2 separate regions of the Homo sapiens genome follow, and region 2 is linked to region 1. Evidence: read pairs that join two places in POLR2A ChIA-PET (ENCODE). Cell type or tissue: MCF 10A. All regions are shown on one strand. Each heading gives the region's core, and the rest is flanking DNA. Links, peaks and the distances in the headings are about the cores only. Region 1 holds the start of LOC124904583. Region 2 holds the start of PPP1R12B (protein phosphatase 1 regulatory subunit 12B).

Evidence for each region. ChIA-PET counts read pairs that join two places held together with the same protein. Peaks named below come from ENCODE experiments on the same cell type or tissue, not always from the same donor. Only the 100,000 strongest peaks of a DNase experiment are listed, where the experiment ranks them.
Region 2: POLR2A ChIA-PET joins it to region 1 with 5 read pairs; 4 of 35 experiments call an interaction of 5 or more read pairs at or near these places.

The regions. Positions count from the first base shown.
Region 1 is chr1:202,817,878-202,834,236 of GRCh38, forward strand. LOC124904583 reads right to left here and starts at 8,058. Exons shown (of 3, transcript XM_047439549.1): 1 at 7,948-8,058; 2 at 7,552-7,662. The coding sequence starts at 8,058. It also overlaps the pseudogene MGAT4EP. In MCF 10A, for the core only: no CTCF peak of the experiment used is centred there; no DNase peak of the experiment used is centred there.
Region 2 is chr1:202,345,094-202,355,355 of GRCh38, forward strand. It overlaps PPP1R12B (protein phosphatase 1 regulatory subunit 12B), which reads left to right and starts at 3,606. Exons shown (of 24, transcript NM_002481.4): 1 at 3,606-4,049. The coding sequence starts at 3,759. RefSeq lists enhancers at 3,353-3,893, 3,565-3,874. In MCF 10A, for the core only: no CTCF peak of the experiment used is centred there; a DNase peak (open chromatin) is centred at 8,378.

The sequences.
Region 1 (16,359 bases), core at 6,042-8,541:
AGACTGAGACAGAAGAATCACTTGAATCCAGGAGGCTGGAGGTTGCAGTGAGCTGAGATCGCACCACTGCGCTCCAGGCTGGGCGACAGAGTGAGACTCTGTCTCAAAAAACAAACAAACAGCGGCCGGGAGCGATGGCTCACGCCTGTAATTCCAGCACTTTGGGAGGCCGAGGTGGGCAGATCACAAGGTCAGGAAATCGAGACCACCCTGACTAACACAGTGAAACCCCGTCTCTACTAAAAATACAAAAAAATTAGCCGGGAGTGGTGGCGGGCACCTGTAGTCCCAGCTACTCAGGAGGCTGAGGCAGGAGAATGGCATGAACCCGGGAGGCAGAGCTTGCAGTGAGCGGAGATCATGCCACTGCACTCCAGCCTGGGCGACAGAGCGAGACTCTGTCTCAAAAAAAAAAAAAAAAAAAAGCAACAACAAAAAACAGCAACAAAAAAACCAAACACTAGATCAGGTGAAAGCCTGCACACCATGGGTAGGAATTTGGGTTTCATCTTATTTGCAGTGGGAAGGCACTGGGGAATTGTAGGCAGGGAGTGGGTATCACTTGATTTACAATTTGAAAAGGTCTGTCTGACTGCCATGTGGACAACAGATTGCAGAAGAATCAAGGTAGAGGTGAGAGATCAATTAGGAGGTGGTTGCAGTAGTTCAGAAGATGATTTTGAAAAGTGGTCATATTCTGGGTAAATTTTGGAGGAAAAGGTAGCAGGATTAAATAGACTGTGGAGTATTAAGGAGAAAGAAGGCTGGGTGTGGTGGCTCACACCTATAATTCCAGCACTTTGGGGGCCAAGGCAGGAGGATCACTTGAGGCCAGGAGTTCAAGACAAGCCTGTCCAACATAGCGAGACCCTGTCTCTATATAAAAATCAAGAGTAAAAGAAAAAACAAGGAGAGAGGCACCAAGTATAACTCCCTGATTTTTTTTTTTTCTCTAACTGGGTGAGTGGTGGTGCTGTATACTGGGGTAGAAAAAGCTTGGGGAGGAAATGATTTGGGAGGTAGGAGGAATCTGTAGTCTTATTTTGGTTCTGTTAAAGTTGAGATATCTTATCATCCAATGGAAGATGTTGAATAGTCAGGTAATCTGGAGCTCAGGATAGGGATCAAGATAAGAGTCAGGGCTAGAGATAAGATTTGGGAGTTACCTGATAACATACATACACACATTCATGTATATGTGTGTGTGTGTGTGTGTGTGTGTGTATCTATATTACAGCCATGGGACTCGGATAAAATCACCCAGGGAAACTGTGTAGGAAGAGAAGAGAGCCCTATGTGACTGCTACATATACAAGGTGGGAAGAGAGTGAGCCAAGAAAGGAAACTGAGAGGGACCAATCAGCGTGGCAAGAGAGATGCCAGAGCAGAAAGTCTTTTTTTTTTTTTGAGACGGAGTCTCGATCTGTCACCCAGGCTGGAGTGCAGTGGTGCAATCTCGGCTCACTGCAACTTCCACTTCCCAGGTTTAAGCGATGCTACAGTAGCTGGGACTACAGGCGCGCACCACTGCGCCCAGCTAATTTTTGTTTTTTTTTTTGAGACGAGGTTTCACCATGTTGGCCAGGCTGCTCTGAAACTCCTGACCTCGTGATCTGCCTGCCTCGGCCTCCCAAAGTGCTGGGATTACAGGTGTGAGCCGCCGCACCAGGCTGCACCCCCAGAAAGTCTTTCAAGGAGGCAGTAGCGGTCAACTGAGTCAAAGTTGCAGAAAGGTTGAGTAAGATAAGAAGGGAGAATGTGAAATGAAGCGAGGCTAATTAACAAAGACAACACTTTCAAGGGGCTTTGCTGTGTGCAGTTGTAGAAAAATGGCACAGAACTGGAAAAGAACACGAATTCAGGGAGGCATTTTGCTTTTTGCCTTCTTCCTGCTGGAAGATAATAAACCTCCTTTTCCTAGTGATGAGAATCGTCCAGTAGAAAGGGAGAAGTGGATCACGCAGAAGAGAAAGGAAGTGGATCATGCAGAAGAGAAAGAGGATAACTGCAGGGGTGAAGAACTTGGGAAGGCGAGAGGGAGTAGGAGTCCGAGCCTAAGCGTCAGTGGAACCAACAGGAGGGAAGGAGAGAATGTAGGAGATACATAAGGAAGTAGGGGACACGGTGCGGGTGGGGAGGTGAGTGCTCAGTATCTAAAAAGATACTGATGCTGGTCTTTAGGGTGAATGCGAAGTCATAGCTCCCAATGATGAAGCACAAACAGGTCACATGTAAGTCCTGCATGTGCATTCCTCTGACAATGGGGAGTAGGTGGCTAGGACACAACAGTAACATCACAGAGGGAGCTTAGCTCAAGGATAGAAAACTGGGGAGACCTTTGTTTGCTGTGCCTGGCCTCACCCTCTGTTCATTACTCCTAGAGTGACTGGTCCTTATCACCCCAGCTCCTTTTTGTTTTTCTGTCTCCTGCCTTTTCCAGAAGTCTGTTGAACTCAAAGGGCTGAATGACAGCAGTCTTCCCTCCGTGACTGGGAAACTACACGGGAGGTACCAAAGGGGAACAGAGCTATGCCTGTGGTGGTGAAACCCTTTAACTGCAATTAGAGCCTTATTCCCTGCCTAAAGCCTTTTTTTTTTTTTGAGAGAGAGAGACAGAGAGGGTCTCACTCTCCCCTAGGTTGGATGGAGTGCAGTGGCACAATCTCAGCTCACTGCAGCCTCGACCTACTAGGCTAAGGCGATCCTCCCACCTCAGCCTCCCGAGTAGCTGGGACTTCAGGCATGTGCCACTACACCTGGCTAATTTTACTTTTTGTAGAGACGGGGTCTCACTATGTTGCCCAGGCTGGTCTCCAACTCCTGGCCTCAAGTGATCCTCCTGCTTTGGCCTCCTGAAATGCTGGGATTGAAGGCCTGAGTGCCCACACACTTTCACTGGGTGATCTTTATCCAAGTCCCACCTCGCCTGGCCCAAAAGCCCCCACCCCTTTTTTTTTTCCCCTGAGGTGGAGTCTTGCTCTGTTGCCCAGGCTGGAGTACAGTAACACAATCTCGGCTCACTGCAACCTCCGCCTCCCAGGTTCAAGTGATTCTCCTGCCTCAGCCTCCTGAATAGCTGGGATTACAGGCACATGCCACCATGCCTGGCTAATTCTTGTATTTTTAGTAGAGAAGGGGTTTCGTGATGTTGGCCAGGCTGGTCTCGAACTCCTGACCTCAGGTGATCCACCTGCCTCGCCTTCCCAAAGTGCTGGGATTACAGGCGTAAGCTACCATGCCCAGCGGTGTATACACACACACACACACACACACACACACACACACGCACACATTTATGGTCTAGAGAAGAGAGGCCTATTTCTTTTACATGAAGAGGTTTGTATGTGAATCACCTATGGGACTAAAAGTCTTTCCTAAAGGAAGCCAAGTAAGAAAAGTTTAATCTGTAAAGCCTTACTACTATAAGATTTTTTTTTCCTCATCACTGTGATTACCTGGAGATATAAGTATTATTGTTATTATTTGTTTTTCTTAAACAGAGGTGGAGCTCTCCCTGTGTTGCCCAGGCTGGTCTCAGTACTACTGGGCTCAAGCAATCCTCCTGCCTCAGCCTCCCAAAGAGCTGGGATTCCAGACGTGAGCCACTGTGCCCAGCCTACTTTTATAACTCATCAAAAAGCGAAGTGGCTAAGGGAGAAAAGCATGTTAACCTCTACCAAAATACTAAACTGGAAGGCATCCCTGGAATGGGGAAGATTAGAGAACAGTATGGCCTCAGGAGCACAGAAATCACTGACTACAGCTTTTCTTTTGTGTACTGATCACACAGGGAAAGAATCAAGAAGGGGTGAGAAGGCATGTTAAAGCCTTTCCTCTGATAATCTTGAAGCAATCAGAGAAACACATCTCACTAGAGAAAAAACACTCACAGAGGAAGAGAGCAGCATACAAGCACTTCTGAGGCTGAGCCAGCCTGAATTCCAATAACCCAACATGCAGGAAAGGATTTTTTTTTTTTTACTCTAAGTTAACAGAATCATGTTCTAATCAAGGTCTGTGAATAAATTAAGGATACTCTTTATGAAAAAAAGTGAAAGACACCAATTTGGCATGGCATTTGGCAACACTTCAGGTTTAGTTGTTTTAATAGTTTGATTTGGTTTTTAAAAATGTGGGAGGCAGGGTGTGGTGGCTCACGCCGGTAATCCCAGCACTTTCAGAGGCTGATACAGGAAGATCACGTGACCCCAGGCATTCAAGATGACCCTGGGCAACACAGGGAGAGCCTATCTCTACAAAAAAAAATTTTTTTTTTTAATTAGCTGGGTGTGGTGGTGTGCGTCTGTCATCCCCGCTACTTGGGAGGCTGAGGTGGGAGGATCGTTTGAGCCCGAAAGGTCAAGGCTGCTGTGAGCCATGATCACGCCACTGCACTCCAGTCTCAGCAACAGAGCGAGGCCTTGTCTCAAAAAATAAAGTAAAAAAGCAGGGGTAAGGAAAGTACAATGGCCATCTGTTTACTCAGATAAATTGACTGTATCAGCCAGGCACGGTGGCTCACGTCTGTAAACCCAGCACTTTGGGAGGCCGAGGCGGGCGGATCATGAGGTCAGGAGATCGAGACCATCCTGGCTAACAAGGTGAAACTCCGTCTCTACTGAAAATACAAAAATTAGCCAGGCATGGTGGTGGGCACCTGTAGTCCCAGCTACTCGGGAGGCTGAGGCAGGAGAATGGCGTGAACCCGGGAGGTGGAGCTTGCAGTGAGCTGATGCTGTGCCACAGCACTCCAGCCTGGGCAACAGAGTGAGATTCCGTCTCAAAAAAAAAAAATTGACTGTATCACTAAAGCTTCAGCCAACCTTCATCATTTTGAGTAGGGGAGACTTTGGGGAAGTTGAATCTCCAAGCATATGAAGTGAATGCAACAAATATCATCACGGGACATGTGATCTTCCTTCTTTAGCAGGGAATAAGGCTCTATTGTATCAGGTTCCTAGATTAGATAAAAGGGTGTGCTTGGATGGCAGGCACAGTGGTTCATGCCTGTAATCCCAGCACTTTGGGAGGCTGAGGCGGGCAGATCACTTGAGGTCAGGAGTTCGAGACCAGCCTGGCCAACATGGTAAAACCCCGTCTCTACTAAAAATACAAAAATTAGCCAGGCGCAGTGGTGCGTGCCTGTAATCCCAGCTACTCGGGAGGCTGAGGCGGGAGAATCGCTTGAACCCAGGAGGCGGAGGTCATAGGGAACTGAGATCTTGGAAATAAGTTAACAATGAGGAAAGATAGAATATGGGGGCAGACATGGGGTGGTTAATACAAGTGGAGAAGCCTTCCAGAGGGCAGAAGGGAAGTTCTAGGCATGGACTGGAGGGAGAGAGTCCTCCAGCTGTACACGTTGACTTCTTGCTATAGGAACCGTATCCTGACGCAGACGCGATGCGGTGTTCCATCAGGAAATGCTTCATACTCTCAGTGGGCATCGTATTCCTGTGGCCCTTCATCACTTTGAAAATCCCCAAGGAAACTGAAGATGATCAAAATGTGATGACTGTCAAAGGCCAAGTAGCAAGCCTTGAGCCTTGCTCAGTTTGGGAACTGGGAATATAGGGTGGAAATGGTGTGGACAGGCAGATTCTGGAAAGCCCCTGGGCTTTCTTCCTTCCTGACCTTTTCACCTGAGAGCAGGAAGCTCCAAAGGGAATGGGGGTATGGACCTGGGCCTATTAGTCCATGAAGAAGCTGTATTTATTTTCCTTATTCGTTAAGGTAAAGAAGACAGCAAATACTGCTTGAGCCCTGGATATTTTAGCCAATGGCCAGGCATCCTGAGAATGTGCCAGGCTCACTCTAGGGAGAATGGTTCACTCCACCTCTTTCCCTAGAAAAGCTTATGGGAAGCCACTGGGGTGTAAAATTTGTTCTTTTTATGAAAGGATATATATGTTTGCCCTTGTCAATGCCCCCGGAGGCCAGTTATAACAGCCGGAAGGACCCAAGATCACTAGAAGACTGGCAGAACCTCACCTTCAAATATATGGAAAAAATCCAGAAGAGAAGAAAGAGTGAGTACCAACAAGAAGGAGGAATTCAGCATCCCAGGGGAAGTAGGGACAGCCAGAGAGATCAGGCAGATAGGAAGGAAAGCAGAAGAGGGAAGGAGAAAAACAGACTGTGCCCAGGAATATTAGAATCCGGCAGACAATGGCCAAGTGTGGTGGCTCATGCCTGTAATCCCAGCACTTTGGGAGGCCTAGGTGGGTGGATCACGAAGTCAGGAGTTCGAGACCAGCCTGGCCAAGATGGTGAAATCCCATCTCTACTAAAAATACAAAAATTAGCTGGGCACAGTGGGGGACATCTGTAATCCCAGCTACTCAGGAAGCTGAGGCAGGAGAATCGCTTGAACCTGGGAGGCGGTGGTAGCAGTAAGCCAAGATCGCACCATTGCACTCCAGCCTGGGCAACAGAGTGAGACTCCTTCTCAAAAAAAAAAAAAAAAAAGAATCTGGCAGTTAATTCTCTCCTCCTTCCCCAAGGCAAATATTTATATATCAGCAGTATGAGGAGGAAGGAGGAAAAAGATAAAGTTGGCTACTACTTTTCTTTTTTTCCCTTCTTGGCCAGTTACTAAAGTTAATTGCTATAAGAAGGTGGAATCACTAGATTAGAGAACATTTGGATCAGAAGGGGTCTTAGAGTCGCATAGTCCAACTCCCCCAGTTTATGGATCAGGAACTAAACTCAGGGCTGAAGGGACTTGCTCAAGATCACACAATCAGTGGCAGAACTGGGACAAAAACTCCAGGCTCCTGACTTCCAGGGGAAGTCCTTTTCCTAATATACCTCCTTCAAAGGGCAGCTTTGGGAAGACGACAACAATTGACAACAATATAATAATATAATTGACAACAATTATAACTATTATAATAGCTAACATTTATTGAGCCCCTAAACCATACGCCACAAAGTTCTAGGCTCAAAGAAGACTGAGCAGAACCCACAGACACTCAGCATCACCTAGCTTAGTACTTCTCAAACTTTACTGTGCATACAAGTTACCTGGTGATACTGTGAAAATGCAGCTTCTGATTAAATCTGAGATAGGGATCGAGATCCTGTATTTGAAATGAGCTTACAGAGCAGCCTGATGTTGCTGGACTAAGGACCACACTTCGAGCAGCAAGGATGTAAACATCCCCTCCACCAAGGGAAAAACAGGTGGGAAATAAGAGGGAGGAAGGAAGAGTGAAGGTCCCACATAGGATCCCAACCCCTAACCCTTCTGACAACCGTCACTATTACTGTGCACTGACAGTTGTCCCTATTTTTACCTCTCCTCAGCATGGCTGACAGTGGGGAATCTCATCAGTGCAGCAAGGGGATGGAAGCAGCCTCTTGTACACATTGGTCTCCCTGTTCCGTGTTTCTTCTAAGGCTGAGCAGAAACGTCTCACGGTGCTGGTCCACCTGGCAGATTCTGACCTCACCTGGCTCAGAGAAACTCTTGCCCATATTTCAAGCCTCTTCAGCCCACAGATCTTGAAAGGGCAGTTGCTACTGATCCATGCTTCATCCGATGCCTACCCCACTGTGGAGAGCATCAGGGATGAGGCCTTTCATGGCGAATTCTACTCCAAGCAGAACGTAGATCATGCCTTCCTCATGAGCTTTGCCACAAAGTTCTCTGATTACTTCCTGTTAATAGAGGACAATGTCTTTTTTGCCCCCAACTTTGTCACCCACATTCATTCAAGGGTGACCACCATGAAGTCCAACTCGTGGGTGCTAATGGAGTTCTCCAATATGGGCTTCCTTGGCAAACTCTTCCACAGCAGGGACCTCCCACTCCTGGCCCATTTCCTCCTTCTCTTCTACAAGGAGAAACCCCTTGACAGCCTGATTTCTCATTTCCATACGCTCCTGGTCCAGGAAAGCCCAATCCTCTGCAGACCTTTCCTATTCTACTGCAGGGTCTCCTACACTGCCTTTGATCACAAGCAGAAGGCCACAGCACTTCAGAAAAAGAATGCCGATGGTCCCAACAACCCGCCTGGAGCTGTCTTCACTGATATGCAGGTTTCCGATGTGCATTTCCCCTGGGAGGCCTACACTCTGGATGAGTCATTCTTTTGGACACACAACATTAGTATAGGAAACCACCTGACAGTGATTCTGAACCATCCAGCAAACCTGAGCAGGGTGCAAGTGATGACGGGCTCCATTGTGGAATGGGAGGTACGCCCTGGAGAAGGGGCAGGTGGAGCTGGGCTACCAACCTGAGGGGGTGCCGCAGCACTGCACCAGCTTCGCCTTGCTGGGACATCTTTCGGAGGGGCAGATGGATCAGAAGATACTTCTGAAAGGTATGGGGTACCACGTGAGCTGTGTGAGGCTGGTGGTGAAAGCTGGTCAGGCTGGGGGGCTCATGATCAGGCATATCTACCTCTGGGAGAAAAATGACAAATAGCAAGTGGATCAATGCTGAAGATAAATCAGTAGGGGGATGAAAAATTAAAATCTTAAAGCCACTTCATTCTAGTCTATATGAGTGACATAGGGGAGACACAATGGAATGAAGGGCAGACAGAGAAGACTATCAGTCTGTTGGTGCCGCCAAGATGTCAGGAGACTTGTTGCTTCCTTTCTATCCAAACAACTCTCATAGGATATCTTTTGCTGTGGCATATATAGCTTATCCGAATTTGGGGAGAGTTTTGGTCACTCCCAAAATATTTAGATACCTGGGATGCTGAGATCAGCCCAAATCAAGGTGTCCCTGTGTATACATGCGTGTGCATGTATGCACTTCTATGTTCACACGGAGGCAGAGGTGGGGATGAGGTATGTGGTCACAGGAGGGCAGGCAGGAAAATCACGGCTGAATCCCTAGAATTGACATCATAAAAAGCCATGAAAGGGACTCTCATTAGAAGTTAAAATCTCCGAAGTGCAGGAAAGTAGCAGATGGACAAATAGCAATAAAACGAATCCCTTAGCTCTATTATTGAAGCTGTTTCACAGTGCCAATCTAGTTCCCTCCTTTCCTCCCCAACAAACTTGGGCACAAATAGGTTTTAACTAGGCTGGGTATGGTGGCTCATGCCAGTAATTGCAGCCTCCCTTAGGAGGCTGAGGTGGGAGGATCTCTTGAGGCCAGCAGTTCAAGACCAACCTAGGCAACACGGCAAGACCCTGTCTCCACAAAAAATTAAAAAGTTAGCCAGGTTGTGGTGGCATGTGCCTGTGGTCCTAGCTACTCAGGAGGCTGAGGCAGGAGGATCACTTGAGCCCAGGAGGTTGAGGCTGCAGTGAGCCATGATTATGCCATTACACTCCAGCCTGGGCAACAGCGTAAGACCCTGTCTCCAAAAAAAAAAAAAAAAAGTTTGTAACTAAAGCTTCACTCATCAGCAATTCATTCCTTAACTCTGGTTTCTGTGTCCACACTGGCCTCTGCATCCACAATGCTACTGAAACTCTTCCCTATTTGTCATGACGAGAATAGTCAAAACCCAGTGACTTTTTCAGATCTCATTCTCCCTAACTTTCTGCAGCAATACACAGTTCTAATTATGTCTTCCTTCTCAAAATTGTCCTCTTCCTTTACTTCTGGGACTCATCAGATATTTATTGAGTGCCTACTACATGCCAGGCACAAAAAAAGCTCCTATCTGTGAAGAGGGTTTTTATGGGAGTAAGATATACACAGGTGTGTTAAGCATCACATTGAGGTTAAGTACAGGGTCCTTGGGAGCACAGAATTGCTGTTCCCAAAACATTCTTGAGGATTTAGGAAAGGCTTTCTGGAAGATGTAACATCTAAGCCTAGACCTGCCAGATCATTAGAGAAAATAGCCAAGTGATATGGGAAGAGAGGCAGGGAGACTTTCCAGTAGAAGAAGCAGCATGCGGTGAAGTGGGCCAAAGGTGAGACAGAGTAAATCATTTAGTGAATCTGGAGATGGAGGGCAAGCCTGGGTGAGGGTAACGCAGAAGATGAAGCCACAGGACTAAGAAAGGGCCAGCTTAAGAAGGTCAAAGGAGGTCAGGCGCAGTAGCTCATGCCTGTAATCCCAGCACTTGGGAGGCCGAGGTGGGTGGATTGCTTGAGTCCAGGAGTTCAAGACCAGCCTGGACAACATAGTGAAAACCTGTCTCTACAAAAAAAAAAAAAAAAAATAGCCAGGCTTGATGTCATGTACCTGTAATCCCCACTACTCAGGAGGCTGAGGCGGGAGAATCGCTTAAGCATGGGAGGTGGAGGTCTGCAGAGCCCAATCCTCTGCAGACATTTCCTCTTCTACCGCAGGGTCTCCTACACCACCTTTGATCACAAGCAGAAGGCCACATCTTGCTGTGAGCCAAGATTGCGCCACTGTACTCTAGCCTGGGTGATAGAGTGAGACCCTGTCTAAAAAAATAAATAAGTAAAAAGAAGGGCCATAGATAATCAAGTGGCAGAAAGAATTGTCTTTTCAACAAATGGTGTTGGAACAACTGAATATCTACCTGCAAAAGAATGAAGTTGGGCTAGGCCTGGTGGCTCACACCTGTAATCCCAGCACTTTGGGATGCCAAGGTGGAAGGATTGCCTGAGCCCAGGAGTTCGAGACCAGCCTGGGCAACATGACAAGACCTAGTCTCCGAAAAAAAAAAAAAGAGGCCGGGCGTGGTGGCTCCCGCCTGTAATCCCAGCACCTTGGGAGGCTGAGGCAGGCGGATCACCTGAGGTCAGGAGTTCTAGACCAGCCTCAACATGGAGAAACCCCGTCTCTACTAAAAATACAAAATTAGCCAGGCGTGGTGGTGCATACTTGGGAGGCTGAGGCAGGAGAATAGCTTGAACCTGGGAGGCAGAGGTTGTGGTGAGCCAAGATCACGCCATTGCACTCCAGCCTGGGCAAAAAGAGCGAAACTCCGTCTCAAAAAAAAAAAAAAAAAAGAAAAAGAAAAATTAAATTAAAAAAAAAAGAATGAATTTGGACCCCTAACTCACATCATATAAAAAATAAGGCTGGACATGGTGGCTCACGCCTGTAATCCCAACACTCTGGGAGGCTGAGGCAGGTGGATCACCTGAGGTCAGGAGTTCAAGACCAGCCTGGCCAACATGGTAAAACTCTGTCTCTACCAAAAATACAAAAAATAGCCAGGTATGGTGGCATGTGCCTGTAATCCTAGCTACTCAGGAGGCTGGGGTAGGAGGATCCCTTGAACCCAGAAGGTGGAGGTTGAAGTGCACCGAGATCAGGCCACTGCACTCCAGCCTGGGAGACAGAGCAAGACTCCATCCCCCTCAAAATAATTAACATAAAAAAGCATTATAGACCTAAATGTAAGAACTAAAACTATAAAATTCTTAGATGAAAACAAAAATATCAATCGTGATCTTGGATTAGGCAAGTTTCTTAGATATGACACCAGAACACAAGCACTCAAAGAATAGATAAATCAGACTTCAACAAATTAAAATTTTTTGTGTGCTTCAAAGCAACTATTAAAGTGAAAAGACAACAAACAGCATGGAAAAAAAATTTGCAAATCATGTATCTGATAAGAGACTGGTATCCAGAATATAGAAAGAATTATTTATTTATTTATTTATTTATTTATTTATTTATTTATTTATTTGTTTTTGAGATGGAGTCTCGCTCTGTTGCCAGGCTGGAGTGCAGTAGCGCGATCTCTGCTCACTGCAACCTCTGCCTCCCAGTTTCAAGCGATTCTCCTACCTCAGCTTCCCGAGTAGCTGGGACTACAGGCGCGCAACACCACGCTCGGCTAATTTTTGTATTTTTAGTAGAAACAGGGTTTCACCATGTTGGCCAGGATGGTCTCAATCTCTTGACCTCGTGATCCGCCCACCTCGGCCTCCCAAAGTGCTGGGATTACAGGTGTGAGCCACCGCGTCCAGCCACAGAAAGAATTCTTACAACTCAATGATAAAAAGACAAATAACCCACTGTAAAAATGGGCTAACGGATTTCTCCAAAGACAACATACCAGTGGCCAATAAGCACATGAAAAGATTTCATCATCAGTCATTAGGGAAATGCAAATCAAAACCACAAATGAAATACCACTTCACACCCACCAGGATGGCTATTTTTTTTTTTTTTTTTTTTTGAGACAGAGTCTTGCTCTGTCACCCAGGCTGGAGTGCAATGGCATGATCTTGGCTCACTACAACCTCTGCCTTCTGGGTTCAAGCAATTCTCCTGCCTCAGCTGCCTGAGTAGCTGGGAATATAGGCACTCGCCACCACGCCCAGCTAATTTTTTGTATTTTTAGTAGAGATGGGGTTTCACTATGTTGGCCAGGCTGATCTCAAACTCCTGACCTCATGATCCACCTGCCTTGGTCTCCCAAAGTGCTGGGGGTCCAAATTCATTCTTTTTTTTTTTAATTTAATTTTTCTTTCCCTTTTTTTTTTTTTTTTTTTGAGACGGAGTTTCGCTCTTGTTGCCCAGGCTGGAGTGCAATGGCGCGATCTCGGCTCACCACAACCTCTGCCTCCTAGGTTCAAGCTATTCTCCTGCCTCAGCCTCCCAAGTATGCACCACCATGCCTGGCTAATTTTGTATTTTCAGTAGAGATGGGGTTTCTCCATGTTGAGGCTGGTCTAGAACTCCTGACCTCGGGTGATCCGCCCACCTCGGCCTCCCAAAGTGCTGGGATTACAGGCGTGAACCACCGCGCCTGGCCTCCTTTTTTTTTTTTTTTTGGAGACTAGGTCTTGTCATGTTGCCCAGGCTGGTCTCGAATTCCTGGGCTCAGGCAATCCTTCCACCTTGGCATCCCAAAGTGCTGGGATTACAGGTGTGAGCCACCATGCCTGGGTGGCTATAATTTTTTTTTAAAGGAAAATAAATGTTGTCTAGGATGTGGAGAAATTAGAACCCTCATACATGCTGCTGGGGTTGTAAAATGGTGCAACCACTTTGGAAAAGCATTTAGCAGTTCTTCAAAATATTAGAATTGCCATATTATCAAGCAATTCCACTCCCAGGTACATACTCAAGAGAATGAAAACATATATTCACACAAAGGCTTATACATGAATGTTCATACCATCATTATTATAAACAAAGCATGGTAACAATGAACATGTCCACCAACTGATGGATGGGTAAGGAAAATGTAGTACCTTCATACAGTGAAATATTATTCAGCAATAAAAAAGAATGAAGCACAGATACATACACATATGAACCTTAAAAACATTCTGCTACATGAAATAAGCGAGTCACAAAAGGCTACATATTGTATGATTCATTGATATGAAGTATCCAGAATACACAAATCCATAGAAACAGGAAGTAGATTGGTGGCCAGGGGCTGGGGAAAGGGGAATGGGAAATGACTGCTAACAGGTGTGGGGTTTCTTTTTGGAATGATGATAATGTTCTGAAATTGACTGTGGTGATTGTTGCACTACTCTGTTAATATGCTAAAAACCATTAAATTTGAACTTGGAAAAGAATGAATTTTGTGGTATGTGAATTATATCTCAAAAAAAGTTATTTAAAAAACAAACCAGCCAGGAACAGTGCCTCACACTTGTAGTCTCAGCAACTCAGGAGGCTGAAGTGGGAGGATCACTCGAGCCCAGGAGTTCCAGGCTGCAGTGAGCTAAAATCACGCCACTATACTCCAGCCTGGGCAACAGAGTGAGACTCTGTCTCAAAAACAAAAACAAAAGGCTGTAGAAGCAAATGAAAGGGTTTAGGCTATCTTGATGGTAATAGGGAATCATCAAACAGTTTTCGGAAGGACAACAAAATGATCCGAGTTGTGCTTTGGAAAGATCACTATGGGCATCATGTGAGGACTAGATGAAAAGAGGTCATGATGAGGAAAACAATTAAAGAAGAAAATATGGGCCAGGCACGGTGGCTCACGCCTGTAATTCCAACACTTTGGGAGGCCAAGGCGGGCAGATAGCTTGAGCTCATGAGTTCAAGACCAGCTTGACCAACATAGTGAAACCCTGTCTCTACAAAAAAAATACAAAAATTGGCTGGGTGAGGTGGTACATGCCTGTAGTCCCAGCTACTTGGGAGGTTGAGGTGGGAGGATGGCTTCACTCCAGGAGGCAGAGGTTGCAGTGAGCTGAGATCCCACCACTGCACTCCAGCCTGGGCGATAGAGCCAGACCATACCTAAAAAAAAAAAAAAGGAAGAAGAAAATATGTATAAGGTGTCGATTTCAGTGCCTGGCATATAATAGATATTTGATAAATGGCACTTCCCTTTTCTTTCTCCATGGACTGAGATCATATCAGGGCACTCTGCCTTAGACAGTGACTGAGGCCTCATTCTCATGTCTACAGGGGCTGCAAGACAACATAGCTGGGTAAAGTAGGCCTGGTGTAAGAATCCAGTAGCAGCCAGGCATGGTGGCTCATGCCTCTAATCCCAGCACTTTGGGAGGCCAAGGCAGGCGGATCACCTGAGGTCAGGAATTTGAGACCAACCTGACCAACACAGAGAAACCCCGTCTCTACTAAAAGTACAAAATTAGTCAGGCATGGTGGTGCATGCCTGTAATCCCAGCTACTTGGGAGGCTGAGGCAGGAAAATCTCTTGAACCCGGGAGGCGGAGGTTGCAGTGAGCCGAGATCACACCTTTGCACTCCACCCTGGGCAACGAGAGTGAAATTCTGTCTCAAAAAAAAAAAAAGGAATCCAGTAGCAAAAGTGTCATTATAACTGACAGCTGAGGCTCAGCCTCCATGTCTGGGGGATGGTGGAGAGTGGTAGGCTCATGGCAAACTCAGGTCTGCATGCCGTCTCTGAAGCTCAGCGTTACTGGACAGGTGCCCTGGGGGAAGGTGGGTCCAGCATTGCAGATCTGGTCATTTGTCAAGAGAAGTTGGAAATTTCAATTTTTATGTTAGACCTCTCAATTTTCTGAATGCTGGCAACTAATTCAGAATGTTATCAACAGATGGTTTTAACACAATGGCCAGGTGCAGTGGCTCACACCTTTAAATCCCAGTGCTTTGGGAGGCTGAGGTGGGAGGATTGCTTGAGCCCGGAGTTCAAGACTAGCCTGGGTAACAGAGTGAGACCCCCCACCTCTACAAAACAAAAACAAAAACAAAACAGAATCATCATCAACAACAAAACAACAAAAAAACACTACGAGCCACTGTTTTGCTCTGTTCCGGGGAGGCTTTCTCGAGTTAACAGTTTTGCCTCAGGTTACCAAGTACTTGATTGGGTTACAACTTCCTGGAAATCATTTTTAGCTTCAGAAGCACTGGTCCCCTAAACGGATTCCTGGGACATACCCCTATCTCTGTCAGTAACACTAAGCCCCTTTGAGCGTGTATTACTCTGCAGATGGCCGAATCGATCTGTTGTTGATTCTATTAACTCCACTTTCAGAGGTTGGCATTTTCCTCGTACTGACCCACCCACCCTATTTGAGGCTTAACATTGTTTAGGACGAGCCAGCAGATGATTTACAATGAGTGTTATTATTCAAAAGAAAGTCCTATATTTGCTACAGACTGGGTGTGGTATCAAAGGTTGGAGGGGCCTGGAGTTTAGGGTGGAGTTCGGGCCAGGTCCTGGCCAAGCCCTCACATGCGGGCAATGTGAGTTCAAGTCATACACAACCAAGTGGGCATGCCATGTCCCCCAGATAGGCCTCCTTTTTGTGTGCTGGGTCGTGGGTTTCACCTTGAAGAAGGTGAATGGTGAGCATAGACAATGAGGGAAGTTATTATGGGGTTGGCAGGGGAAATGCAGTTAGGAAAGAAAGGAACATAGGTCACCACATAGTCCCAGGGGCTCTGGTGATAAGTTCTGAGAATGCCACCCTTCCTGGGCCCTCTTCTCCTTAAAGGTAACGCCAGGAAGGGAGGGGGTTTATTGCCTGACTGAGCCTTACTGGCCTCCCATCCCCCAAACCTTCTTCTCTGGGACATTCTTTTTTCCCTAAAGTGGAGGCCTTGCCTTCTGTTGAAGTGAGGGTTAGGGCAGGGGAAGACAAGAAAGTCAGCTTGATAAAACTTGCTGGCCAGGCATGGTGGCTCATGCCTGTAATCCCAGCACTTTGGGAGGCCGAGGTGGGTGGATCATCTGAGGTCAGGAGTTTGAGACCAGCCTGGCCAACATGGCGAAACCCCATCTCTACTAAAAATACCAAATAAATTAGCTGGGCATGGTGGTGGGCAACTGTAATCCCAGCTACTCGGGAGGCTGAGGCAGGAGAATCACTTGAACCCAGGAGGCGGAGGTTGCAGTGAGCTGAGATCACGCCATTACACACCAGCATGGGTGACAGGAGCAAAACTCTCTCTCAAAAAAAGCAAAAACAAAAACAAAAAAAAAACAAAAATAAAACACAACATGCCTTAATTTTCCTTGGGGGAAGTGAAC
Region 2 (10,262 bases), core at 7,019-9,518, 470 kb before region 1:
TTACACTCTTACTTCCACAGGAAAAAAAAGAAAAGAAGCAAATAAAATAGGTATGGTAAGGAAGTACTTCTGGCTTCCTGGAACTTCCTTATATTGAGACTGAATTCTTGGCTGGGCGCGGTGGATCACGCCTGTAATCCCAGCACTTTGGGAGGCCAAGGTGGGTTGATCACAAGGTCAGGAGTTCGAGACCAACCTGGCCAATATGGTGAAGCCCTATCTCTACTAAAAATACAAAAATTAGCCGGGCGTGGTGGTGGGTGCCTATAGTCCCAGCTTCTCAAGGAGAATTGCTTGAACCCAGGAGGCAGAGGTTGCAGTGAGCTGAGATCGCACCACTGCACTCCAGCCTGGAGACTCCGTTTCAAAAAAAAAGAAAAAGAGACTGAATTTGTGTTGAAATTTAAGCTCAGGCTGGGCATGGTGGCTCACACCTAAAATCTCAGTACTTTGGGAGGCTGAGGTGGGAGGACTGCTTGAGGCCAGGAGTTCAAGACCAGCCTGGGCAAAATAGCAAGACCCGTCTCTACTTAAAAATAAAATAAAATAAAATAATTTTATGTGCCTATAGTCCCAGCTACTCAGGAGGTAGAGGGAGGAGAATTGCTTGAGCCCAGGAGTTTGAGCCTGCAGTGAGTTATGTTGGCACCATTGCACTCTACCCTGGGTAACTCTGTCTCCAAAAAAGAAAGAAAGAAATTTAAGTTCATATCTCTTGGGAAAGTAAGGATTTAACCTGGAGTGGGTCAATTTTAGCTTATTTAAACAACTGGAACCAGATATTTTTTGCTTCCTAATTCGGAATACAAAAATAATGCAGCCAAAAGAAGCATCATTATTGATCCCTGAAAAATTTACTCCAGTTTAAAAATCCTTATTAGAAGACCAGTATGCCAGTAAAACATAAAGTTATATATATATATATATATATATAGGAGCAGCTATCATATACGAGGAACATAATATTGAAATGATGCATGAGGACTGTAAATAGGATTAGGCTTCTAGCTGAGTATTCTTACCTATTTGATTTAATATCAATTTTTCTTTTATCCTTTAGGGAGAGTTCTATTTGGGAGCTTGTGGGCAATAGTAATTATCAGCAAGAGGCTGAATTGGAATAAGAGGAGGTCCCACTGTGATATGTTACAAAGTAAATCTCATGAATAATTTTTTTTTTTTTTTTTGAGAAAATCTTGCTCTGTCACCCAGGCTGGAGTACAGTGGCATAATCTCGGCTCACTGCAACCTCTGCCTCCCAGGCTTAAGCGATTTTCCTGCCTCAGCCTCCTGAGTAGTTGGGATTACAGGCACCTGCCACTGTGCCTGGCTAATTTTTGTATTTTTAATAGAGATGGGGTTTCACCATGTTAGGGTGGTCTCGAACTCCTGACCTTAAGTGATCTGCCCGCCTTGGCCTTCCAAAATGCTGGGATTACAAGCGTGAGCCATCGCGTCTGGCCAAGAATTTTTAATTGCAATAAATGATGAGACATGACAAGTTCTATGGTGGCCATAAATAAATGCATGTAGCAAGGAAAATGAGGTTACATAATGTATACATTATTATACCTTGATTTTCCTTATGTACATTGTTATTGATAGTACACAGATTTGACATGAGGTTTAATTAGTATTTATAATGTATTTAAGAATATCCTACTAAAGCATATGGTGTTTAGACACAGTATTATTAAACATAATATTTTTTACATTTATATGTCACTTTTCATTTGAGGCTTTCAATTCAATAATTAATTGTTTCCTTAATGTATGATTTCCACTTCATTTCAGGGGAAATTGAGGAACAGGCAAATTTTCACATGACAGAATATAATAAAGTTTCCCTTTACAATACCCCAATCATTTTGCAACATTTTTTAAATGAAAAATTTTAAACATACAGAAACGTTTAAAGAATCTAACATTTGCATATGTACTCTTTCATTATGGGTAACACATTTAATTGTATTTTGTTCAGGGCTAGAGCACTGGAGGTTATACTTATTAAATCAATCGGACTGGCCGGATGCGGTGGCTCATGCCTGTAATACCAACACTTTGGGAGACTGAGGTGGGTGGAACACTTGAGCCCAGGAGCTCAAGACTAGCCTGAGCAACATGGCAAAACCCTGTCTCTACAAAAAATACAAAAGTTAGCCAGGCATAGTGACACAGGCCTGTAGTCCCAGCTACTTGGGGGGCTGAGGTGGGAGGATCGCTTCAGCCTGGGAGGTTGAGGCTACAGTGATCCACGACCATGCCACTGCCCTCCAGCCTGGGTGACAGAGCGAGACCCTGTCTCAAACAAAACAAAACAAAACAAAACAATCGGACAGATACATGTTTTATAACCCAGTCTTGGTGAATATAAAAATGTTCTATTTGCTACCTTAGGAATTTAGTATGATTTAGTATGCTTGATAGTATCTTTCTCTAGCTTTGAAAAAAAAAATCATGGGACAGGTACAGTGGCTCAGGGCTGTAATACCAACACTTTGGGAGGCTGAGGCAGGAGGATCGCTTGTGTCTAAGAGTTCCAGACCAGCCTGGGCAACATGGTGAGACCTTGTCTCTACAAAAAAATAAAAAAATAGTGGGTGTGGTGGTGGGCACCTGTAGTCCTAGCTACTGGGGAGACTGAGGTGGGAGGATCGCTTGAGCCCAGGAGGTTGAGTCTGCAGTGAGCCGTGATTGCGCCATTGCACTCAGCCTGGGTGACAGAGTGAGACTCTGTCTCAAAAGAAAAGAAATAAAAATCATGGAAGACATCTATTCTGTCTTGTAAAAATTTAAGGTATATGAAAAGAGTAGAGGAGGAGGAGGAGGGAGAAGGAAGAGAAATTATTTATTGGGATCCAATATGTGCCAAAGATAGTATTAGGCATCCTTGCATGTATTATTTCATTTGATCCACATGACTACCCTGTGAGATGTTATTCCCATTTTACACATAAGAAAACTGGCTAAGAGAAGTCAAGTAATTTGTCTGCGGCTGTGAATTCAATTTAAATTCACAGCTTAAACTCTTTTCACTACATCTGAATGCATCATTTTCAAGATCTTTTCTGGGCCTGGAGTAAGTTGACAGTATTTATGTAAAACATGTAATACTGTATCTGTATGTATGCTCCTCTTCCCCACGCTCATTCACATTTACCGTGATTAATACACATGTTAATAAAACCCTAGACTTAGAACTAGGATATAGAATCCAGTCGTTTAGGTACTTAATGTTTAGTTCTCTCCTCCAGAAAACAGGAATAATTACCGCCTTTTTTCCACTCCAAAGAATTGATGTGATAATTAGGGAGATAAGATTAGTTACTAGTCATAACAAGAATAAACTACAACTCCCAAAATGCCCAGAGGAAGAGGCTGACGCCAGTCCAGGAGACAGTTCCAGCTTTAGGGCAAAGGTGACCCCACTGGGTCCCGTGGCGAAAGAGAGAGCCGCCGGTCCTCGCCTTTTTTCTGATGCATCCAGGGATTTGTAGTTCCCTTACGGCCACCAAGTGCACTTAGGGCAGGCCTCTTACTACGAGTCCCGTGATGACCCGAGGCCGGGCAGCGCCTGCGTATTGAAGCCGAGGGAGCGTGCGGGCGGTACTACTGGCGGGAGGAGTAAAGATGGCGGCGCGAGGGTCTCCGCCCTCTGCTCCGGGCTGAAGCGCTCTGAGAGAGGCGGCAGCGGCAACTCGAGCCCCAACAGTAATTTAGTGTTGGTAGTTTTGGCAGCAGCTGCCGAGGCCGGAGCAATGGCGGAACTGGAGCACCTAGGAGGGAAGCGGGCAGAGTCGGCGCGAATGCGGCGGGCAGAGCAGCTTCGGCGCTGGCGGGGCTCGCTGACAGAGCAGGAGCCTGCGGAGCGACGAGGCGCGGGGCGGCAGCCGCTGACCAGGCGCGGGAGCCCCAGGGTCCGCTTCGAGGACGGTGCTGTCTTTCTGGCCGCCTGCTCTAGCGGGGACACCGACGAGGTGAGAAAGCTTCTGGCAAGAGGTGCTGATATCAACACGGTCAACGTGGACGGCTTGACAGCCCTGCACCAGGTAACTCCTTTCTTGGTCTTAGAGGCGTCCAGTCTCCTACAGATGAGCCTTTGACCCTGCGAGCCACCCCATGGGGAGTATCAGTGTTGCCGCCGACTCCTTCTGCATGGACACTGCCCTTTTGGGCTAATCGGTTTCATTCTTGGCCAGCTTCCTCCACTAATCAAGTCTTTTTCTGACCCCAGGGTCTTAGGAATAGCGTCACCCCGCTGCTTGGTCAGTGTTTGTATTTCCCTCCACCTACTTGTGTTGTCATGGTTACTGGTGATTTTTGTCCCTGGTCTTATCCCTGTAGATTAGTTATCTTCACTTATGTCTGGTTGGCGTGCCTGCACACCGCGTCACTCATAGGCACAGTGTCATTTGTTTGATGCCCTTTCAGAAAATTCAGTTGTTGTGTGTCCCCGTTATAGAATATCTTATATCACTTAAAGAGTAAAGCCCTTTACTGGGTAAAGACAAGCAGGTCTGAAACCACACCTCTTGTTTTGTTGATTTGTAGTACTTCAAAACAGTTTGTGTTGCCTCTAGGCTACAGCTCCTAGAACACGCTGGACCTCGTTGTTTTAGGTATCTTAACTTCCTTCTCAGCAGTGCTACCTCCCTGAGAGCTTCCTATGGAGAACTAAGTTACTGAATTACCTCTGTTTGATACTTATGGAATAGCTTTTCTATTTTTCTATTTTTTTTTCTAAAGTGCTCTATAGAAATCCCATGCCCCATGTATAGCTATACTATATGGATTGTGGATAATCTGTGCTTGGTAACGACACCTTTACTTCTGTCACCTAATGCAGCAATATTCTCTGTCTACTGACTGCCATGACTAACTACCCCTCTCTCCTCAAATGGAACTTCATCAGTTATTTTGGTGAGCTGAGAGCCGGACACCCACTCTTAATCTTTTGTATTTTTCTTCTTCTGCCGTCTGTGCAAAGTGAATGTATTGGCATGAGAATCTACTTCTAAATAATAACTCAACTTTATATCAGACCACTTCCCTAAATATATTTAGCCAATAGCTTAAAAAGTTACTTCTCACTATGTTTGCAACCCTTCTATTTCAGGTAGAAGAAACTCTTTCACCCTATTTTGTACCCATTTTTTTTTCCTGCTGATAATATTTCCCCACCTGAGGTAGTAACCAATATTTGTAGAGTGCTTTGCTGTTTGATTTCATATGTCTTACCCCATGTGAGTTTCAGCAGTGATCCTTTGAAGTAGGTGTGGCAGGTAGTGTTGTTATTCTCATTTTACAGATGAGGAAACTGAAGCTCAGGAAAATTATTTGTGCAAAGTTAGAAAGTAAAGAAGTGGCCCATAGGCATGGATTTTTCAGACTTATGTCACAGAGATCTCTATCTCACTTAATAAGGAGCTGAATGTAAAATGAGATAAAAGCTAAGAGAACCACATTAAATTCTAAACTTTAAATTTCTGAACTCTTTGGGAAGGTGAATTCTTGTTTTTCTTTTTCTTTTTCTTTTTTTTTTTTTGATTCAGAGTCTCGCTCTGTTGCCCAGGCTGGAGTGCAATGGCGAGATCTTGGCTCACTGCAACCTCTGCCTCTTGGTTTCAAGCGATTCTCCTGCCTCAGCCTCCCGAGTAGCTGGGATTACAGGCGCCTGCCACCACGCCTAGATAATATTTGTATTTTTAGTAGAGATGGGCTTTCACCATGATGACCAGGCTGGTCTCAAACTCCTGACCTCAGGAGATCCACCCTCCTTGGCCTCCCAAACTGCTGGGATTATAGGCATGAGCCGCTGTGCCTGGCCTAGTAATCTATTGAAATAAGAGAAGAAGGGGATGACAGCTATGGATTTTTTTTTAACATCTATAAATGCAATATAAGCATTCCTTTCCATTTATAGGGCTGACAAGGAGTTGAACTGAACAAGTATACTCGATTCTAGACAAATTCAGCTAAAAATTAAGCTGCTTAAAGATTTGAGGTCTGTTGAGAAACTGTATCTTTGAATCAAGACAACGGGCCTTTATTGGCTTCAGAACATTACAAGTCAGTTTCCGAAGAGTTACAATGTGTGTCTCCATGACTTGGAGAAGTTTTTGTTGTTGTTGTTGTTGTTGTTGTTGTTTAAAAAAAAAAAAAACAGTGTCTCACTGTATCTCCCAGGCTGGAGTACAGTGGTGCAGTCTCAGCTCACTGCATGCAACCTCCGTCTCCCAAGTTCAAGCTATTCTCATGCATCAGCCTCCCAAGTAGCTGGAACTATAGGTGCCCACCACCATGCCCAGCTAATTTTTGTATTTTTAGTAGGGATGGGGTTTCGCCATGTTGGCCAGGCTGGTCTCAAACTCTTGGCCTCAAATGATCTGCCTGCCTCGGCCTCCCAAAGTGCTGGGATTACAGGCATGAGCCACCGCGCATGGCCGACCTGGAGAACTCCTAAGGTACATAAAAGACTATTTTCAAATGGGAGACTGGAGCTGTTGGTAGCTGAACCACCTACTTTACAATGGATTCACCTTCTGTGAAATGGAGAGTGAGTGGTACAATTATCTGAATTATTTATTTAAAATGTCCATTTGTTATACAAGCACGATATAAATTATCTGGATAATTGCTTCTTTTCTCTCTTTTGGCCATGGCCACTTGACCAACTGTGGATTATTGTCTTGGCATGTTAGAAGCCCCCAGATAATACTGGGGGACAATTTTTCTCCTCCTACAACGTCACAGTAGATGATTTGCACTGCAGCTTGTGGTGCCTTGATGCTTCTTTTGGACTTAGAGACCTTCTTTCTTGGCAGCCTTTGCTGAGACCACGAGGTGCTTGAGTCAAAGATAACAAGCTCCAGGGGGCCTATTAATAATACTTGAGTTAGACTGGGATAAGAAGTATCTCAAAGGTTAGACCAACTCTGATGAAAGCCTTGGAAACTGATGCAGACTAAATTTCAGTGACTAAATTAAGATTTGGTGTGTATGCATGTGTTGTCCTAGAGTCCTTAACAAGGTATTAATCTGATTATAGAACCCTTGAAAGCACTTGTTTGCTCACAAAGGAATTTCTGTTTCATTTGCGTATACACATTGTAAGGCCAGGAATATTTGTTAATAATTCTATGTGGAATAGTACTTTAAATTTTTTCTTTTATTTATTTATTAAGTTTGACTGTTAGCACCTATCTTGATATCCTTAGCATTATAATCTTAGGTACTCTAGGCCTAGATACATGATATCTACCAAATTATTGCTGTGGGAAGAGGCAAGTGCCTACTTTCAGAAAAGAGATTTTTCTAGGATTTATTAAAATGAATGCTTACTTACTTCAGCATGTATTATGTTGACTCTTAAATCTGTGCTGAGTGTGGTGAGGGATGCTGGATTTCAGTCACCATAGGTCTTGTCTCTTAGCACGGTCTGATCAGTCTTCATCTGGAGGGCTACCAAGGAGATTAGAATAATTCCATACTTGACTCAGAAATTCACACTGGCGGCCGGGGGTGGTGGCTCACGCTTGTAATCCCACCACTTTGGGAGGCTGAGGCAGGTGGATCACGAGGTCAGGAGTTCGAGACCAGCCTGGTCAACATTGCAAAATCCCGTCTCTACTAAAAATACAAAAATTAGCCTGGTGTGGTGGTGCACACCTGTAGTCCCAGTTACTCGGGGAGGCTGAGGCAGGAGAATCGCTTGAACCCAGGAGGTGGAGGTTACAGTGAGCTGAGATCACACCACTGCACTCCAGCCTGGGTAAAAGAGTGAGACTCCGTTTCAAAAAAAAAAGAAAAAAGAAATTCAGACTGTCTTTGTAATGTGCAGGGTCCAAATTTGGACCCTCAAGGTCACACCAGACTGGAATTCAGTTTGTAGTTGAATAAGCCTTTGTCATTCTAGAGTTGCCTCAGTCTGACGCTGTAGACTTAGGGAGGCTAAAATCACGTATTTCTCAGGAAGAGAGATGGAGATAGGAACAAGTGAGGGGAGGAGGATAGGCTGAGCAATTTATATTCAGACAGAGACAGAAGATGAGTAAGATGAATGTGTGTTCAGTTCAATATAAAATAGTATATTTTGTGTGCTAACTCATATGGTAAAATAAAACTTGTGCTTTTAACCTTTTCTCTTTTATTCTACATTTATTACTCATTCCTCTCCTGGTTCCACCTGCGAAGTTACTTTTGCCTTACCCTGAATATTGATGAATTCTGCTTAGTGTCAGGACCCATGGCAACATAGGATTCAGAAAAATCCTGTTTGCTCCTTTATTATTGTGCATCTAGAATAGTCATCTATCCTGAGCCATTTTAGTAGCTTACCTCTTCAAATTGCTTAATATGTTGCATCAGACTATGTTGGACCTCAAAGCCATATTGGGAAATTCAGCTTTTTGTCTGTGTGGTTTTTTTTTTTGAAAGTATAAATAAAAATGACTTTCATTTGTTCCGCAGAATTTCTTCCCTATTCTTCTTCTTTGTGTGTGTGTGTGTGTGTGTGTGTGTGTGTGTGTGTGTGTGTGACAGGGTCTTGCCCTGTTACCCAGACTGGAGTGTGGTGGTGTGACCATGGATCACTGCAGCTGCAACCTCTCAGGCTCAAGTGATCCTCCCCACCTCAGCCTCCTTAGTAACTGGGACTACAGGCACACCCCATCATACCCAGCTAATTTTTAAAATTTTTTGTAGACAAGGGGGTCTCACTATGTTGCCAGGGCTGATCTTGAACTCCTGGGCTAAAACAATCCTCCCCCCTCGGCCTCCCAAAGTGCTCGGATTACAAGTAGGAGCCACTATGCCTGGCCTCTCCCCAATTCTTCAACTCCTGCTGAATAACTGTATATCACCATTTGGGCTTTTAGAATCTTCTACTCTGTGAGTATTTTGAAATAGGCAACCTGTCAATATATATGGATTAAGCACAATTCTGCCAAAGGTAAGGAGTTGGACCAGTCTTGTTGTTAACATAAAACTAAGTAGTTTATTTTTTTCTTTTAAAATATTTTAAAACTAAGATATACTTTATATACAATAAAATTCACTCTTTGTAGTGTAGCATCGTATGAGTTTTGACAAATGCGTACAGTTGTGGAACCACCACTGTAATCAAGATGTAGAACGTTACCCTCAAGATTTTTTGTGCTCCTTGGTAGACAGCTCCTCCCACCCTCAGCCCATGACAGTCATTCATCAGTTATTTTGTCCCAATAATCACAATAGATGGAGGCTGAGGCAGGAGGATCACTTGAGCTCAGGAGTTTGAGACCAGCGTGGGCAACATAGCAAAACCTTGTCTTTACAAAAAAATAAAATTAGCCAGGCATGTTGGTGCATGTCTGTAGTTGCAGCTACTTGGGAGGCTGAGGCGGGAGGATAGCTTGAGTCCAGGAACTGGAGTTGCAGTGAGCCATGATCGTGCCACTGCATTCCAGCCTGGATGACAGAGTGACACCCTGTGTCTATAAACAAACAAGAGCCACCATGCCTGGCCTAGAGTAAAGTTTTTGATATTTGAATAATATGCCATTAATTACATGTGTCCCATTCTTTTTTTTTTTTGAGACAGAGTCTCGCTCTGTCAGCCAGGCTGGAGTGCAGTGCACGATCTCGACTCACTGCAACCTCTGCGTCCCGGGCTCAAGCAATTCTCCTGCCGTAGCCTCCTGAGTAGCTGGGATTACAGGGGGGTGACACCACGCCTGGCTAATTGTTTTTTTTGTTGTTGTTTTTTTTTTTGAGACGGAGTCTTGCTCCGTCGCCCAGGCTGGAGTGCAGTGGTGTGATCTCAGCTCACTGCAAGCTCTGCCTCCCGGGTTCACGCCATTCTCCTGCCTCAGCCTCCCGAGTAGCTGGGACCGCAGGTGCCTGCCACCATGCGCAGCTAATTTTTTTTGTATTTTTAGTAGAGACGGGGTTTTGGGCGGGTGGATCACGAGGTCAGGAGATCGAGACCATCCTAGCTAATTTTTGTATTTTTAGTAGAGACGGGGTTTCACCATGTTGGCCAGGCTGGTCTTGAACTCTTGACCTCAGGTAATCCACCCGCCTCAGCCTCCCAAAGTGCTGGGATTATAGGCGTGAGCCACCATGCCTGGCCGTGTTCCACTATATTTTTCTCTTTAGAGGTTTTCTTAGATTCTTAATTAACAACTAATATTGAATGTCTAAATGGTAGATTGTAAGTCTGTACTAGAGTATATATGTGGTATAATTTCTGCCCTCAAGGAACTAACAGTCAGGTTTGGAAA